Regions from separate parts of the Homo sapiens genome. Here region 2 is linked to region 1. Evidence: chromatin loops called from intact Hi-C (ENCODE). Cell type or tissue: ascending aorta. All regions are shown on one strand.

What was found. Hi-C counts contacts between places; a loop is a spot of excess contacts. Peaks named below come from ENCODE experiments on the same cell type or tissue, not always from the same donor. Only the 100,000 strongest peaks of a DNase experiment are listed, where the experiment ranks them.
Region 2: it touches region 1 in a loop (2.3-fold over the local background); 1 of 110 quality-filtered maps calls a loop at or near these places.

What each region holds. Positions count from the first base shown.
Region 1 is chr3:21,784,060-21,788,059 of GRCh38, reverse strand. It overlaps a transcript of ZNF385D not described here. Among named protein-coding and RNA genes, the nearest start is that of ZNF385D, 35 kb to the right of the region's middle. In ascending aorta, no CTCF peak of the experiment used is centred here; a DNase peak (open chromatin) is centred at 1,769; H3K27ac peaks cover 3,533 bases.
Region 2 is chr3:21,715,851-21,719,850 of GRCh38, reverse strand. The region is part of intron 1 of ZNF385D (zinc finger protein 385D); the gene reads left to right. Among named protein-coding and RNA genes, the nearest start is that of ZNF385D, 33 kb to the left of the region's middle. In ascending aorta, no CTCF peak of the experiment used is centred here; a DNase peak (open chromatin) is centred at 1,530; H3K27ac peaks cover 3,930 bases.

The sequences.
Region 1 (4,000 bases):
TTCTTTTGGGTTTTTTTAATGGGCACAATATTAATTTCTGCTTCTCTGAGGTTATTAACTATTGCTCTCTCTCTCTCTTTTTTTTTTTTTTTTTTTTTTTTTTTTTTTTTTTTTTGTTGAGACGAAGTCTCGCTCTGTCGCCCAGGCTGGAGTGCAGTGGCTCGATCTCGCCTCTCTGCAAGCTCCGCCTCCCGGGTTCACGCCATTCTCCTGCCTCAGCCTCCCGAGTTATTGCTCTCTTTTTTTAAAAAAGTACGCTCTTCTTCCCCTAACATTGCCTCTCTGAATTTTATCCTCAATTGTTTTGGCCTCTGCTTTTCATGATGGAGGCTTTCCTCAAATATGTTGTGATCTTCCTGTCCGTTCATATTTAAGAATGGCATGTTAATGAATTGATGGCAGTGCTTGTGGCCTGGTGATTTTCATTGCAGGGTGATTGGGTAGGAAGCTGGCTTTTCCTTGACAGCCTCCAAAATGTCAGTGTCTGAACGGCCTTTCTCTGGAATCTTACTGTTTCTCCTAAGAAAGGGCTTCTACTCTTCCATAGGACAGTGTGTGTGGTTAGTGGTGTGCTGGATATTAGCATCTGGATAAGGAGTAGGGGCACGGGGCTTAGGGGTGGGTATTCCCATTTAGTTTTTAGACTTTAACTAAATACATCTATTTTTGTTTTAGCTCTTCACTTCTCACCACTTCTTTTCTTTGTGCCCATGTTCCCACTTAGTGAGTCTTCGAAGTCCATTTTCTCAGTTGGAGAAAGAGGAGAGGAGGGGAAGGAGGTATGCTCTCTGTTTGCACCCACACCTGAGGTACCTCACACCTTCTATCATTGAGCGATTAGAGGATCTGAGAGTTCAGTGAGCTGATCTTTCATCAGTAACCCCCCAGATAGTTACTTGAAGCCTCCACTACTTTGCTTTATCAGGTGTTTTTTCCTCCATTCTCTTTATCTTCCAAAAATGATTTGATATCACTTATCTATTATTGTTTGCTCTCTTATTACTATGCTCTCATTGATTAATACTTTTTAAAATTCCTTGTCATTTAAGTGTGGTTTCAGGCAAGAATGAAGATAAACACGTGTTCAATTCACACTATTTTCTTATTAGGTTTAAATAAATATAAAATTTTCATCTTTTTCTTTGTAGCATAATTCCCCAAATAATATAATGGACTACTTCACATGGGCTTAGGAAAGTATATTTGGACACTTAGCTTGGGAATTCGTTTCTGGTTTAAAAGATAAGGTTTGTTTATACAAAAAAAGAAATCTGTTGATTTCATTCATTAGCATATGTTCACGGACATGGCAAAAGCATAATGCTAAAAAAATTACTTAGATGCAACTTGGTTTTATGAATTACCAAGCAGAAAAGTATAAATGGCCTTATTATTCTGTCACCACTAATGCTGTACTGTTCCAGATCACAGTTTTTGCACAATGGGAGATATTTGAAAGTTGTTTTTCTTACTGATGGCCTAGCATAGATTGATTCAAAGATAATGTACTAAGAAAAGCTACGTGGTTTCAGGGCACTGAAAATGAGAACAAAATTTCTGATTAAAGACTTCTGAATAATTCTTTCTGGAGGCACTATATCCCATTTGCTGTGAATTGTGTATGTTTAAAATCTGAAATATGCCAAAGCAAACAACGAAGAAAAAAAAAATGCCGACTTCCCTAAAGGAGTACTGTGTTCTCAAACCTTTCTTGGCTTTTTCTTGGACTGGGACGGTCAAAAACATTTCTAGTAAGGACATTTACTGGCATGCCGTGCGTAGGACACAGTGACCTGTCTTTTCCCAATACAGGCAGTAGGGAAGTATTAGCACTTAGAGAAGCTTATAAAGTCCTTCGTGAGGAATCCTAGAAAAGGAGTGTCAAAGAAAGCTGAGTTTGAGTCCCAGTTCTGTTTACGTTTGTGATGTTGAACAGTTTATGAACCTCTGAGAACCTCTCCATTAGGATAATAAAAGCATCAATATCACACATGATTTTTATGAAGGTTAAATGAAGTCACATGGTAAAAAAAAAAAGGGTAAAGTAACAGCACTTGGGATAAGTCACATGCTCCACACTTCCTGCTTTTGTTTCTCGCTTTCTCACACCAAGGTCAAGCTTGGTTGCCAGTGCAGCCTCTATGGAAATGAAGTATTGAGTTTATGTGATTGCAGGCTAATCAGTGGGGAAAAGCAATTGCCACATTCAGTACAGTTAGTCAAATAGGTTTATATATTTCTCCATGGGTCATGAAACAAAAGTGTCCTATTTACCTTCAAATTTTCCAGCAAAGTGTCACAAGGGATGAAATAGATACTTAACAGGTGTTTGTTGAATTGAGTTTGTTATTGTGTTATGATAACTATGAACAGAAAGGGAGAAACAATGTAGCAAAATGGTTAAAATACTTCAAAATGTCACTTATATGTGAAATCTAAAGTAGTGAAATTTATAGAATCAGTGAGTAGGATGGTGGTTGCCAGAGGCTGAGGAGATACCAGGAAGGTGAGTGATGGTTAAAGGGTACAAAGCTTTAGCTATTCAAGTTTCTGGACATCGAATGCACAACACTGTACCTGTAGTTATTAATATTGCATAGTGTACTGAAAATTTGCTAAGAGGGCAAATATTTGGTGAGAACATTCTTAAGTGTTCTCACACACACATATATATACACACAAAAAAAATGATGGTAACTGTAGGAAATGATGAATATGTGAATAAGCTTAACTGTGATTATTTCTCAATGTGCATGTATATGAAATCATCAAGTTATGAACCATATATATATATAATTTTTAATGGTCAATTATTCCTCAATAAAGCTAGAAAATATATGGGGCTCAGATATACCACCGACCAGGGTTTCCATTCTAGCTGCTCTCTTAATAGTTACGTGATTTGGGGGCAAATTATTAAAAAGCTTTTATCCTCCATTTTCACAAGTCCAACCTCCCCGGTCAGTGCAGGGAACCAGGGGTGACGCCACTGTGAAGTGCATGCATGGATTGTGTGTGTGCATCTATGTTAGAGCTAAACTAGGAAGAGGTGAGTGAGTACCTGCCTCAGATAGCATTTAAGGGGTCACCAAAAACAACAGTAATCAAGATAAATAATATTTGAATGCAACATTTAAAAAAATTAAAATGCAAAAAAGTCCATGATAAATTAAAGATCAAATTTTGAAATAAAAATCACAATCAGTAACAGTGCCATGTGGAGCCATGTTGGAGCCTAAGGCAGGGAGAGACATCACTAAAATTGACCCTGTCCTTATTTAAAATTTTGATATTTTCTTTGTTATAGGTTCTTTTTTGCATTAATTATGACTTTTTAAAATATCTTAAAATAGGAAATGTCTAAAACATCATGTTATATACTTAAATATATATACAATTTAAAAATACATTAATTAATTAATTAAAGTACTATTTATCTTGACCACTGAGATGTTTAGTGCCCTCTAAATTTTGTGTCCAAGTGCAGTTCCTTACTGCCCTCACCTAGTCTATGCCCTAATCAGGCATAATTTTTCTCTATCTAAATATATATTAGTGTAACTTTACACGTTACTTAAAAGTAGACTATTTGAATTTCTTTATCGCTTCCATTTATCTGAAATCTATATATTAACACACTTAAAGCACACAAAAGAGAAGTGCATCAACCTTAGAAATTCTTGGTGCCAAAAAAAAGATGGTTAAAGTGATTGTGCTCATATTTTTCAGAGTAACACCAAAAGGTAAGTAAATAAGTGGCCCACATTGAGAGCTGGCTAGGAAGAGACCTTCTGTTTTTAAGAATATCTACCCAATGGCCAATTATAGTTTGCTTTAAACATGGATTTTGAAGCCTTAATAACATTCTCCTGCTTTATAGGCTGGTTTTAAAGTTTTATTCTTGGCAGACTTCTCTTCCAGTAACTTGTTCCTAATACCCATAGTTCACTAAATGACAAACTTCTTACAGGAGACTGATAAGCACGTGTGTGAGAGAACC
Region 2 (4,000 bases), 68 kb after region 1:
GAATTTAAACAAGAAACACACAGCAAAAGAGATGCAGCATAGAGTAATTTACTGCAGGGGAAAAAGAATATTTTGTAAGTTAGGTGCAGAATAGACATTATACTCTGAGAGAGAGAGTTCCAGTCGGGCTGCTTCTAAGGATCGGACTGGCGCTAGAGAGTCTTACATGATTATTCATGAGGGGGTGGAAAGAATAAGCATGTTTTGGGTGGTCCTCTGGGTGCACAAGTGCAGTAGCTATACATGCTTGTTCATACGTCATATGTCTCATTAGCATCTTAAATCTCTACCCAGGGGTGTGTTTTTTTACTATTAAAATGAGCAAAGGATCAGTTTGAGGATCGGTAAAATTAAAGTGCGCGTGCTCTCTCCAGAGGAAATTCCCTACTGGAGATACCTTTGCTTGAGTGAGCTCAATTACAGTGCAAATGCTGAGGCTTATTGTGTTGGCTCTACAGTCACCAGGGTTGCTGCATCCAGAGAACACGGTCAGTTCCTTGACTACTTATTCTGCCTCATGTGGACCAGGGCACTTTAACAATATGACACTTCTTACCAGTATGCCTGGATTTAAAATTTAGTAACAAGTACATAACGTGACCACCTGGGATCTGATGCTGATTGAGGAGGTGTGGGGTGGTATCTGAGATTCTGCAGTTCTGAGAAGCCCCCAGGTTTTGCCCATGCAGTTGGTTCACAGACTACTGAGTATCAAGGTTGAAATATACCTTTGCCTGGGCTTTATCAGTACTGTATTTTAAATGCAAATGATGGAAGCCATGGGCCCAAATGCAAGATAATAGCTACTACAAGGAAAATTAGCATATCTTGGGCACTGTATCAGACTAATTTGTAGCCGCTTAAAATTTTAGAAGTTTTTGAATAATTTTTCTTCATTAATTTTTTTGGGTTAGAATTTTAACAATTTTTAAATTTTTAACTATTTGATGAAAATACAGTTTTAAGTGAAGAAAAAAGTAAAAATTGATTTGGAGACAAATAAACCTTACAATACTAATCATTTTAAAAATTGATTCAGTTGTGATTGTCAGTTTGGCCTGAACATTCTCCATTCAGGTTGAGAACCAAATACTTTAATCATTTTAGTTTTTATCTTTGCAGATTTATATTTAGGAAAAGGTAGTACAGAAATGTGGTTGTGATTTTGGCCTCTGGAATTTGAATGTCTGGGCTCAAGTCCAAGCTTTGCCACTAACAAGCTATTTAGTTATTATTTAATTAATACTTAATCTTGATGAAGTTCCATTTTCTCATCTATAGAGATAATGGCACCTGCCTTGTAGGATTTTTGAGAGGATTAAATAAGATAATATGTGTAAAGTTCTTAGCAAATATCCGGGCACGTAGTAAGTGCTTAGATAAATACTGGCTTTCGTTGTTATCATACCTTGTTGGCTGGTGGCTACAGATGGCTGACTAATGTAGACACCAGTGGTTCCCAGAACTTAGTCTTCTGACTGGGCTTTCAGGAATGTCCCTGGAAGGGTTTCTCTGGAGACTGAGTAAGAACCATTCTTCATATCAACCCCAAGGGATCAAATTGCAGAGTGGAGTCTGAGTAGGAACCATGGAAGGATTGATCAGGAGTAAATCTGGAAAAGCATTCCAAGAAATCTCCCAGTGGGCTTGCCTAGAAGGCCCATATGGCTTACTTCTGAAATACATCATGTAGATTCATTTGTGGGAGACATATGCCAAGCAACCCTGTTCACTTTTTATTTAGCCTAGTGATTTAAAAAGTGCAGTCCCAACACCAGCAACAACAGAATCACCTGGGGGCTTGATAGAAATAGAAATTCTGTGGTGCCTCCCCAGACTTATTGAATTTGAAACTTTGAGATGCAACTCACCAGTCTGTGTTTTAAGAAGCCTTCCTGATGAATCTGATGCAGACGAGAATTTGAGAAGCTTTGCTATAGGAATGTAGTAGTCCATTTTTATGCTGTTAATAAAGACATACCTGAGACTGGGTAATTTATAAAGAAAAAGAAGTTTAATGGACTCACAGTTCCACATGGCTAGAAAGGCCTCACAATCATGGCAGAAGGTGAAAGGCACGTTTTACAGGGTGGCAGATAAGAGAGAATGAGAACCAAGTGAAAGGGGTTTCCCTTTATAAAACTATCAGATCTCATGAGACTTATTCACTACCACAAGAACAGCATGGGGGAAACCGCCCCCCTGATTCAATTATCTCCCACTGGATCCCTCCACGTGGGAATTATGAGAGCTACAATTTAATGTGAGATTTGGGTGGGGACACAGTGAAACTATATCAAGTCATAAGCAATTCTAAAGGATTTTAACCAGAGGAGTGACATGCTGAGGCTTTGTATTTTGGCAAGATTACATTGGCAGAACTATTAAGCACTGATCGCAATCTCTGTATCAAGGACCTCAGAGAGAAACAGAAAGTCATCACAAGGGATTTGAAAACCCCATGTGCGTTCCAAATACTGTCTGTAAGTTTGAAAATTTAAGAGAGTTTCAGAATATCCTCCTGTGCATACCTTTTCTGCTCCTCTTTGAATGTATTATGTGATTTTATGATTTAAAGAGGAGAACTTAGTTAAAGGCATAACTGTATTCACAAAAACTTTTGCCTTGTATTTTTTCAGTCAGTGCCTACTCAGAAGTAACCATTTATACATTTATTAACCCAGTATTCAGTGAGAATTTGCTATGTGTCAGGAATCTTGTTGTTATTGTTATTGTCGTTGCCAGGTTGGAGTGCAGTGGCGCAATCTTGGCTCTCTGCAACCTCCACCTCTCAGGTTCAAGCGATTCTCCTGCCTCAGACTCCTGAGTAGCTGGGACTACAGGCGCACATCACCACACTACACCACATCACAGCTAATTTTTGTATTTTTAGTAGAGACGGGGTTTCACCATGTTGGCCAGGATGGTCTCGATCTCTTGACCTTGTGATCCACCCGCCTCAGCCTCCCAAAGTCCTGGGATTACAGGTATGAGCCACCGCACCAGCCTGGAAATTTTGTTAGGCGCTGAGGGCAGAGCAATGAACAAAACAAAACAAAAAACAACAACAACAAAAATTCTAACCTGATAGAACTTACATTTTAGTGGAGATATAACAAGATAAATAAGTAAAGTGTTCTCTATGCTGTATGAAAATACATTTTTAAGTAGAAAAATGAAGAAGGGGAGGGTGAAGAGAAATAAGGGGTCAGGGAAGATTTCAATGAAAAGGTGAACTCTGAGTAACATAATTAAGAAGCCGAGAAATCAAGCCAGGCACATATCTAGGCAAAACATCATCCCAGGCACAGGTTATTCATAGTCATTGTGGAAGTCCTGAGGGAAAACTGTCTCTGGTATGTCAGAGAAATAATACAGAGGCCAGCATGGGTGGAGGGACATGAGAGGAGCACAGAGTTATAGGAGATGTGCTTCAGGAGATGAGAATGGTAATGGTGGGGATCATCTAGGGAGATTATAGAGTGATCATATGGGGACTTTAGGACATTATAAGGCCTTTGTTGTCACTCAGAGTGAGATGGAAGGTATTGGCAGTTTCTGAGGAATAAATGAAAAGGATCTGACATATGTGTGGCTGCTGTGTTGGGAATAGCTTGAATATGGACAAGGGAAGAAACAAGGAAACTAGCTACAAAGCTATCAAAATATTTCAGATGAGGCTTGATGGTGCCACGTATAAGAGTGGTGACATTGGAGGTGGTAAGAAATGTGTACTTTGGGAAGTAGAGTGGACAGGATCTGCTGAGGGGTTGGGTGTGGGGTATTGAGATTGATTCAAAGTTTCAGGGTTATTCAGGGTTATTCAAAGTTATTCAAAGTTGAATAACTAGATAGATGAAGCTGCCGTTTCCTGAGATGAAGATGATTTTGAGAGAAACAGATTTGAAGGGTGAATAGCTGGAGTTTGGTTTTGGACATGCAAGGCTTTTAAAATACCTATTAGATCTCCAAATGTAAATGCTGAGTAGGCAATTAGATA